Regions from separate parts of the Homo sapiens genome. Here region 1 is linked to region 2. Evidence: read pairs that join two places in POLR2A ChIA-PET (ENCODE). Cell type or tissue: B cell. All regions are shown on one strand. Links, peaks and the distances in the headings refer to the core of each region. The heading gives the core; the rest is flanking DNA.

Region 1 (5,374 bases), core at 258-5,257, 62 kb after region 2:
CCACTCTCTTCTGGCTTGTAGGGTTTCTGCCGAGAGATCTGCTGTTAGTCTGACGGGCTTCCCTTTGTGGGTAACCCGACCTTTCTCTCTGGCTGCCATTAACATTTTTTTCCTTTATTTCAACTTTGGTGAATCTGACAATTATGTGTCTTGGATTTGCTCTTCTTGAGGAGTATCTTTGTGGCGTTCTCTGTATTTCCTGAATTTGAATGTTGGCCTGTCTCACTAGGTTGGGGAAGTTCTACTGGATAATATCCTGAAGAGTGTTTTCCAACCTGGTTCCACTCTCCCCGTCACTTTCAGGTACACTAATCAAACGTAGATTTGGTCTTTTCACGTAGTCCATATTTCTTGGAGGCTTTTTTTGTTTCTTTTTACTCTTTTTCCTCTAAACTTCTCTTCTCACTTCATTTCATTCATTTGATCTTCAATCACTGATACCCTTTCTTCCACTTGATCAAATCAGCTACTGAAGCTTGTGTATGCGTCACATAGTTCTCGTGCCAGGGTTTTCAGCTCCATCAGGTCATTTAAGGACTTCTCTACACTGTTTATTCTAGTCAGCCATTCGTCTAATCTTTTTTCAAGGTTTTTAGCTTATTTGCGATGGGTTCGAACATCCTCCTTTAGCTCAGAGAAGTTTGTTATTACCGATCGTCTGAAGCCTTCTTCTCTCAACTTGTCAAAGTCATTCTCCGTCCAGCTTTGTTCCATTGCTGGCGAGGAGCTGCGTTCCTTTGGAGGAGAAGAGGCCCTCTGATTTCTAGAATTTTCAGCTTTTCTGCTCTGATTTCTCCCCATCTTTGTGGTTTTATGTACCTTTGGTCTTTGATGATGGTGACGTACAAATGGGGTTTTGGTGTGGATGTTCTTTCTGTTTGTTAGTTTTCCTTCTAACAATCAGGACCTTCAGCTGCAAGTCTGTTGGAGTTTGCTGGAGGTCCACTCCAGACCCTGTTTTACTGGGTATCACCAGCGGAGGCTGCAGAACAGCAAATATTGCAGAACGGTAGATGTTGCTGCCTGATCCCTCTTCTGGAAGCTTTGTTTCAGAGGGGCACCTGGCTGTATGAGGTGTCAGTCAGCCCCTATTGGGAGGTGTCTCCCAGTTAGGCTACTCGGGGGTCAGGGACCCACTTGAGGAGGCAGTCTGTCCATTCTCAGATCTCAAACTCCATGCTGGGAGAACCACTACTCTCTTTAAATCTGTCAGACAAGGACGTTTAAGTTTGCAGAAGTTTCTGCTGCCTTTTATTCAGCTATGCCGTGCCCCCAGAGGTGGAGTCTACAGAGGCAGGCAGGCCTCCTTGAGCTGCAGTGGGCTGCACCCACTTTGAACTTCCCGGCCACTTTGTTTACCTACTCAAGCCTCAGCAATGGCAGATGCCCCTCCCCAAGCCTTGCTCCCACCTTGCAATTGAATCTCAGACTGCTGTGCTAGCAGTGAGCAAGGCTCTGTGGGCATGGGACCCTCTGAGCCAGGCACGGGATACAATCTCCTGGTGTGCCGTTTGCTAAGGCCATTGGAAAAGCGCAGTATTAGGGTGGGAGTGTCCCGATTTTCCAGGTACCATCTGTCACGGCTTCCCTTTGCTAGGAAAGGGAATTCCCCGACCCCTTGTGCTTCCCGAGTGAGGCGATGCCCCTCCCTGCTCCATGGGCTGCACCCACTTTCTGACAAGCCCCAGTGAGAGGAACCCGGTACCTCAGTTGGAAATGCAGAAATCACCCATCTTCTGCGTCGCTCACGCTGGGAGCTACAGACTGGAGCTGTTCCTATTCGGCCATCTTGGAACCTCTTAACTGTTTTTTGTTTTTTAATCCATTCAGCCAATCTATGTCTTTTGATTGGAGAATTTAGTCCATTTACATTCAATGTTATTACTGATAAGTAAGGACTTACTCCTGCCACTTTGCTTTTTTATTTCTGGTTGTTTTGTTGTCTTCTTTTCCTTCTTTCCGTCCTTCCTGTCTTCCTTTTAGTGAAGGTAATTTTCTCTGGTGGTAAGTTTTAATTTCTTGCTTTTTATTTCTTTATATCTCTGCTGTAGGTTTTTTGATTTGAGGTTACCATGAGGCTTGCAAACACTGTCATATAATTCATTATTTTAAACTAATGACAACAATGCTGATTGCATGAACAAGCTAACAAGCAAAGAGAAAACTAATAAAAACTCTACACTTTAACTTTCTCCCCTCACTTTTTAACTTTTTGTTTCTGTTTATATCTTATTGTACTGTCTGTCTTGAAACATTGTAGTTATTTTTTATCAGTTTATCATTTAGTCTTTCTACTCAAGATACAAGTAGTTTACACACAATTACAGTGTTATGATATTCTGTGTTTTTCTGTGTACTTAATATTACCAGTAAGTTCTACACCTTCAGATGGTTTCTTATTGCTCATTAATGTCCTTTTCCTTTAGATTGAAGAATTCCCTTTAGCATTTCTTGTAGGACAGGTCTGGTATTGATGACATCCTCAGATTTTCTTTGTCTGGGAAAGTCTTTATTTCTCCTTTATGTTTGAAGGATATTTTTGCTGGATATACTATTCTAGAATAAAGGTTTTTTCCTCAGCACTTTAAATATGTCATGCCACCCTCTCCTGGCCTATAAGGTTTCCACTACAAAGTCTGCTGCCAGACATATTGGAGTTTCATCGTATGTTGTTTCTTTTCTCTTGCTTTTAGGATCCTTTCTTTACTCTTGACTTTTGGGAGTTTGATTATTAAATGTCTTTAATTTTTGGGAGTTTGATTATTATTTGGGTTTAACCTTCTTTGTGTTCTATAACCTTCCTGTACTTGAATATTGATATCTTTCTCTAGCTTTGGGAAGTTCTGTTATTATCCCTTTGAATAAACTTTCTACCTCTATCTCTCTACCTCCTCATTGGGGCCAATAACTCTTAAATTTGCCTTTTTGAGGCTATTTTCTAGATGTTATAGGAATGCTTCATTCTTTTTTTTTCTTTTGTCTCCTCTGTGTATTTTCGAATAGTCTATCTTCAAGCTCACTAATTCTTTCTTCTGCTTGATCAATTCTGCTGCTAACAGACTCTGACGCATTCTTCAGTACATCAATTGCATTTTTCACTTCCAGAATTTCTGTTTGATTCTTTTTAGTTATTTAAATCTCTTTGTTAAATTTATCTGATATAATTCTGAATTCCTTCTCTGTGTTATCTTGATTTTCACTGAGTTTCCTCAAAACAGCTATTCTAAATTCTCTGTCTGAAAGGTCACATGTCTCTGTCTCTCCAGGATTGGTCCCTGGTGCCTTATTTAGTTCATTTGGTGAAGTCATGATTTCCTGGATGGTTTTGATGCTTGTGGACGTTTATTGATGTCTGGCCATTGAAGAATTAGGTATTTATTCTAGTCTTCAGTCTTCGTTTGTTTGTACCCATCTATTTGGGAAGGCTTTCCAGATATTTGAAAGGACTTGAGTGTTGTAATCTAAGTTTTTGGTCACTCCAGCCAAATCTGTATTAGAGGACACCCCAAGCCCAGTAATGCTGTGGTTCTTGCAGACTTGTAAAGGTACTGCCTTGGTAGTTTTGGATAAGATCCAGAAAAATTATCTGGTTTAGGAGGCAGAGACTCTTGTTCTCTTCCCTTACTTTCTTCCAAATAAATGAAGTCTCTCTCTGTACTGACCTGCCTGGGGCTAGGGGAGGGGGAACACAAGCACTCCTGTGGCCATCACCACTGGGATTGTGCTGGGTCAGACCTGAAGCCAGCATGGCCCTGGGTCTTGCCCAAGGCTTATAACAGCTGCCTGGCTACTGGCTATGTTTGCTCAAGGCCCTAGGGCTCTACAATAGGCAGGTGGCAAAGCCAGCCAGGCTTGTGTCCTTCCCTCAGGGTGGTGAGCTTCCCCCCCTTGGGTGGTCCAGAGATGCCATCTGGGAGCCAGGGCCTGGAGTTGGAAACCTTGGGAATCTACCTGGTGCTCTATTCTAATGTGGCCTAGCTGGTATCTAAGCCAGAAGACAAAGTCCTTCCCACTCTTCCCTCCCCTTTCCACAAGCGGAGGCATCTCCCCCCATGGCCCCCACTGCCCCAGGCCTATGGCAAGTACTCCCTGACTACTGCCAGTGCACATTCAAGGCCCCAAGACTCTTCAGTCAGCTTGTGGTGAATACTGCCAGGCGTGGGACTCTCCCTTCAGGGCAGTGGGCTCCCCTTTGGCCCAGGGTAGGTCCAGAAATGCTGTCTAAGAGCCAAGGCCTGAAATTGGAAACCCGAAGAGCCCACTTGGTTCTCTACCCCACTGTGGTCAAGCTAGTACCTATGTTGCAGGACAAAGTCCCCTTTATCATTCCCTTTCCTCTTTCCATAGCCACCACAGCTGGGAATGTGCTGGGTCACACCTGAAGCCAGCATGTCTCTGAGTGCACATCTCTGAGTGATACACTGGATGTCACTGCTGACTATTCAGGGCCCAGGGCCTCTGTAGTCAGCAGGTGATGAATCCTGCCAGGACTGGGTCCTTCCCTTCAAGGCAGTGGATTCCCTTCTGGCTCAGAGAGTGTCTAGAAATGTTGTCTGAGATCTAGGGCCTGGAATGGGGGCCTCAAGACTCTGCCTTGTGCCCTTTCTTACTGTGGCTGAGCTGGTATCCAAATTGCAAGATGAAGTCCTCTTCACTTTTCCCTCTTTTCTCCTCAAGTGGAGGGAAGGATTCTCTCCTGGAGTTGCAAGCTGTGCTGCCAGGGGCTGAGGGAGGTGTGGTACAAGCACTTCCTTGGCCATCCCAACTGATGTCTCACTAGGTGTACCCTCCAAGTCCTCTGGCTCCAAGCACAGCACAGGACCAGGACTTGTCCAGGAATTGCAGTCCTTGTGGCCTAGACTTCCGTTCAAGTTTACTTAGAAACCCAGAGCACTTTAGTCTGCAGTGGTGAGGCTTGCTGGAACTCAGGTTCTGACCACTAGGATGAGCAATTCTCCTCTGTCTAGGGCTAGTCTAAATGCTCCTTCCATGGGTTCCAGCGGGGTTCTGCCTGGTATTGCTTTCTGCTGTGACAGGGCAGCACTGAGTTTCAATGCAAAGTCCCACAATTGCTGCACTCTCCCTCCCCCAAGTGCACAGGTTCTTTCTCCATGCAACATGGCTGCTGCCAGAAGATGGGGAAGGGGTGGTATAGGTGATTCAAGACTGTCTTTCCTACCCTCTTCAGTGCCTCTTTCTGTGATATGAAATTAAAACCAGGTACTGTGGGCCGGGCGCAGTGGCTCACACCTGTAATCCCAGCACTTTGGGAGGCCGAGGTGGGCGGATCACGAGTCAGGAGATGGAGACCATCCTGGCTAACATGGTGAAACCCCGTCTCTACTAAAAATACAAAAAAATTAGCCGGGCATAG
Region 2 (5,374 bases), core at 308-5,307:
GCTTGCACGACCTTCCGTCAGGCTGCCCGGCCCTTCCGGACAGATCTTCCAAGCACCTCCACCACCCTCTGTCTTGCCAGCCAGCCCAGAGACAAACACTCAGTGCCTGCTCACAGGGGCAAAGTGTGTAAATAAGTGAAGCAGCCAAAACAATGAAACTCTTTGGCTATTTGAAGTATATTTCTAAGTTTCAATGGCAACATAATTCTTCCCAGCTTTTTCTTCTTTTTTTTTTCTTCTTTTCGAGACAGAGTTTCGCTTTTCTTGCCCAGGCTGGAGTGCAGTGGTGCAATCTCAGCTCCCTGCAACCTCTACCTCCCAAGTTCAAGTGATTCTTCTGCTTCAGCCTCCTGAGTAGCTGGAATGACAGGCGCCCGCCACCATGCCTGGATAATTTTTGTATTTTTAGTAGAGACAGGATTTCACCATGTTGGCCAGGCTGGTCTCGAACTTCTGACCCCAGGTGATCTGTTCACCTCAGCCTCCCAAAATGCTGGGATTACAGGCGTGAGCCACTGTGCCCGGCCTTCCCAGCTTCTTTCTTACCTTAACCCCCCATGCACCTCACTTTTATCCACTACTGTCTTGAAATTAACAAATACTTGTTGGGATGCATCATAAAATAGTATTTCATCTATAAAAACGAGTGAAAAAGGCAGATACACACCAACCACAGCAGAGTTACACTGTGGAGATTTTTTTTTTTTTTTTTTGAGTGGGAGTCTCACTCTGTCACCCAGGCTGGAGTGCAGTGGCATGATCTTGGCTCACTTCAACCCCCACCTCCCGGGTTCAAGCAATTCTCCTTCCTCAGCCTCCTGAGTAGCTGGGCTTACAGGCACACGCCACCACGCGTAAGAGGTGAACTACAACGTCTCTATGAAGGAAAAGTCAGGCCCTGGACTCCACAGACAATCAACTCCTGAGTAAGAAAAGAGGCAGGGTGTCCAGTGCCCAAGGGTGCCTGGAATATAAAGCCTACAAAGATGCTTGTCTCTGCCCTGCTGGTGGTTTGGCACACCTGACCTCATAAACCAAAGATAGTCTGTGCCAGGCTGGGCCCATAGCTCCATCTCCCAGGGGTATTCAGAAGCTGGATGTAAAACAGGAAGGCAAAGTACTTACTTTTTTTTAAATGAAGAATTAGATTCACATCAGTGTATGGGCTGAATTAGGTCCCCACCAAATTCACATGTGGAAGCCCTAACCCTCAGTACCTCTGAATTGTGACTGTATTTATAGAGACAGCCTTCAAAGAGGTGATTAAGTTAAAATGAGGCTGTAAGGGCCCTAATCCAATCTGACAAGGGTCCTTCTAAGAAGAGGAAATATGGACACACAGGGGCACCAGGGACGCACATCCACTGAGGGACCACCGTGTGAAGAGGCAGCAAGGAGGCGGCTGTCTGCCAGCCAAGGAGAGAGGCCTCAGGAGAAACTGATCTTGCTGACACCTTGGTCTTGGACTTCTAGTCTCCACAACTGTGAGAAAATTAACTTCTGTTGTTTAAGCCACCCAGTCTGTGATATTTGGTTATGGCATCCTTAACAAACTAATACAACACTCAAAATAAGAAAACGGGGTAGGGGCAAATAGTCAAGTCCCGCACTTAGTTCTTTAAAGAGTTGTTACAGGCTTTGTCTTTTCATTCAGAACCTGTGTTGGGTGCTGAATGAAAAGACAAAGAGCAGGCCGGGTGCAGTGGCTCACGCCTGCAATCCCAGAACTTTAGGAGGTCGAGGCGGGCAGATCACGAGGTCAGGAGATCGAGGCCATCCTGGTTAACATGGTGAAACCGCATATCTAATAAAAATACAAAAAATTAGCCAGGTGTAGTAGCAGGCACCTGTAGTCCCAGCTACTCGGGAGGCTGAGGCAGGAGAATGGCGTGAACCTGGGAGGAGAAGCTTGCAGTGAGCCGAGATCACGACATTGCACTCCAGCCTGGGTGCGAGACTCAGTCTCAAAAAAAAAAAAAAGAGTTGTTACACGCTTTGTCTTTTCATTCAGAACCTGTGTTAGGGTGCTAAATGAAAAGACAAAGGAGCAGTATACTGTCCTCTCAGCTCCCTGACTCCCAGCAGGCCCTCTCGGAGGGGTGGGAGGAAGACAGCCAGCTGAGAGGCCCCTCGCTGAGAGCCTCCAGCATCAACGTGATGCTTTCTCCTGTGTTTAAACCACTGCTGAGAGTCGGAGAGGTAAGAGGTGCACTGATCTCCAGGAGCCCTCCATCCAGAGTCTAGGTAAGCAGTGTTGAGTCTCACTATTGGCCATGGTTGACTAACATCTACATTTCTCAGAGTTGCTCTTATTGGGGTGCTATGCTGACTGCTTTGAACAAAGGAGACTGAAAGGCCCCAGAGGAAAACTAAGGTCTCTCTCTGACCTTCTCCTTCCCACCCCTCTTTTTCCTCCCTAGGGCAGGGAGGAGCTCCCTCTGAAGTTCCCACCTCTTGACTGAGGAATGGTCTTCCAAAAGGAATGGAATTGTCTTGAACCCCTTCCCTAGGAATCTCATCAAACCACCAGGGAATATTAATAACCACAAGGAGATTAAAAGTCATCACCACCCCCAGACAGGCTATTGCCTATTCTGGAGGGAGTTCCAAAACAACTTTGATTACCTGAGGGACTTGTATTTGCATAAGACACCATTCTCTGTGCAGTTCTTCCCCTTTCCTTCCCGTAACTTATCACCACCTCCCCCCAAAGCCTCAAGGCTCTATTCCTTTATGCTGTAAAAACTTCAACCATTGGGTCCCTCTCTGGAGCCTCATTCTTCTATGAGGCTCCTGTGTACAGCCACAAAATTAAAATGGTTTTTCTCCTGTCAATCTGTCTATTGTCAATTTATTTCAGAAGCGACTGTTATGGAATCTTCAGAGGAAGTTGGAGCTTCCTTACACTCTATGCCTATGGTCCCAGAGTGTAACTAAATTGTGTAAAAACAAATTCCTTATGCTTGCCAAGTCCTTCAAAGTTGACAAAGCTCGTTTACAAAATTGGTTTCAACAAGGCACTCATGACAAGTAACACTGATATCACCATTTCACAGATTAGAAAACTGAGGCCCAGAAAGGTTGAATGACAAGGCTAAGTTCCAACAGCTGCAAAGTGGCAGGACTTAGCCCAGGCTTTTTGGATCTGATTGGTAAAATATAATAAAGACTGTTAAGAACTGGAAAAGGGAATTGAGAGATGATATAGGATCTCCCTGGCTCAATTCCAAAATGAGACGAAGAAACCCAAGTGCAATCCCATCTAGGAGCAGGATAATGGCCCAGCTGACTTTTCAAATGCTGTTCTGGCCTCTGGGTTTAAATCCAAAGAGACATGAAGGCACCAGAGCATGAGCTGGCAAACTCAGCTTCGTCGGCCTTGGAAGTTGTCCTCAGACCCAAGTCCTTACGCAAACTCCCAGGGGAAGTGATGTTTGAGGAGGCAGGGCTGGGAGGTGCAGAGGGTATTTCCTATCCCTTCTCTTTAAAAGGGGAATAAAGGCTGGGCTCCGTGGCTCACACCTGTGGTCCCAGCACCTTGGGAGGCCAAGGCGGGCAGAACACGAGGTCAAGAGATCGAGACCATCCTGGCCAACATGGTGAAACCCCGTCTCTACTAGAAATACAAAAATTAGCTGGGCGTGGCGGCACACGCCTGTAGTCCCAGCTACTAGGGAGGCTGAGGCAGGGGAATCACTTGAACCCAAGAGGCGGAGGTTGCAGTGAGCCGAGATTGCCCCATTGCACACCAGCCTGGGCAACAGAGCGAGACTCCATCTAAAAAATATATATATATAATAAATTTAAAAATAAATAAATAAATAAAAGGGAAATAAAAATTCCAGCCAGGTATTCTCACATTGAGTGGTGTGATGACCTCTGATCTAGGTGCTGGTAGAAGAACACAAAAAAAGCCCACCATCGAGTCGTGTGAGAAAAACACTGCAGGGAGGGGCACTACGTCCTGTCCCTAATAGAGGCTGCTGCGGCAAATGGTGACCATTAGGATGGACTTTTTTCACCTCATTTCTCCCTTTATCTTTAACATAATATTTGATACATGCAAAAGCATAGACAACTAATATGTAAGTTAGAAAGCATTATAATAAATAGAACTTGCAGGAGCCCACCGTGAACTTAGTGTTGGCTGGAACACTGCCAACAGCCCAGTGCCCACCTTGTCCTCCTCCCCATCTCAGCCACCCAGATGTAAGTTTCATCCAGAATTTTGAGAGTGGTCATTCCCTTGCTTTTAAAATTCAATTTTAGGCCAGGTGCAGTGGCTCACACCTGTAATCCCAACACTTTGGGAGGCCGAGGCAGACGGATCACCTGAGGTCAGGACTTCGAGCCCAGCCTGGCTAACATGCTGAAACATAGGGCTCTACTAAAAATACACAATCAGCTGGACATGGTGGCATGCACCTGTAATCCCTACTCGGGAGTTTGAGGCAGGAGAATCACTTGAACCCGGGAGGCAGAGGTTGCAGTGAGCTGAGATCACGCCATTGCACTTCAGCCTGGGCAACAAGAGTGAAACTGTGTCTCAAAAATTAATTAATTAATTAATTAAATTTTATCACATTCACATGTATCCCTAAACAACTTATGGCATAGTTTGTGAGCTTTAAAAAAAAGAGTATAATAGTGTACATAGTTCTCCGGGATTACTTTTTCATTGAACACCGTACTTCTCCAGGAAAAGTAGAGAAGAATGTGGATTTGAGGGTAGGCAAAACTGGGCTGGAATCCCGATTCTAAGTACTCCAGCTGTGTGACTGCATGCAAATTTCCTAACTCCGCTGAATCTCAGCTGTATCATATAAATGGGGCTCTCATTTCCCTTACAAGATTAGGAAGAGGACTAAATGAAATGTATGCAAAATGTTCCTATTGCAGAGCAGATTTTAAACAATTATTATGAGCTTCATTTTCTTTTCTTTCACTCTTCCTCTAGCTTAGGGGTGGAGGATCACTGACCCATAGAGGAAAAAATACTTTAAAAAAATTTCTCCCTAGATAATATAATCAACTGCTTTTTAGATTAAGAACTGGGAACATGAATTTCATTCAGTAAGTAAATAAATGACTAAAATATATACTTCAGCTATATATTATGAATTGCTAATGGACGAAGGGGGAGAGAAGAAGAACCAGTGGGAGAGGGAAAAACCGGAGGAGAGAAACTGTTAAGGGGAACTCACCAATGGTGTGTCTGCTTTTTGAAATGTCAATTAACCATTGTTCACAGATCTTCAGCTGCTCAATCCCTAAGCCTATTAATGTTTGCTTAGAATGGGATCCTCTCAGCAGATCACCAAGGAAGACATTTTCCTTTGGGGTGCAGCTACAGTGAACAGAACAATATCAGGAT

The links. ChIA-PET counts read pairs that join two places held together with the same protein. Peaks named below come from ENCODE experiments on the same cell type or tissue, not always from the same donor. Only the 100,000 strongest peaks of a DNase experiment are listed, where the experiment ranks them.
Region 1: POLR2A ChIA-PET joins it to region 2 with 6 read pairs; 5 of 35 experiments call an interaction of 5 or more read pairs at or near these places.

What each region holds. Positions count from the first base shown.
Region 1 is chr15:63,961,671-63,967,044 of GRCh38, forward strand. All of the region lies in intron 4 of DAPK2 (death associated protein kinase 2), which reads right to left. Among named protein-coding and RNA genes, the nearest start is that of DAPK2, 82 kb to the right of the region's middle. In B cell, for the core only: no CTCF peak of the experiment used is centred there; no DNase peak of the experiment used is centred there.
Region 2 is chr15:63,899,445-63,904,818 of GRCh38, forward strand. No RefSeq gene overlaps it. Among named protein-coding and RNA genes, the nearest start is that of MIR422A, 31 kb to the left of the region's middle. In B cell, for the core only: no CTCF peak of the experiment used is centred there; a DNase peak (open chromatin) is centred at 2,667.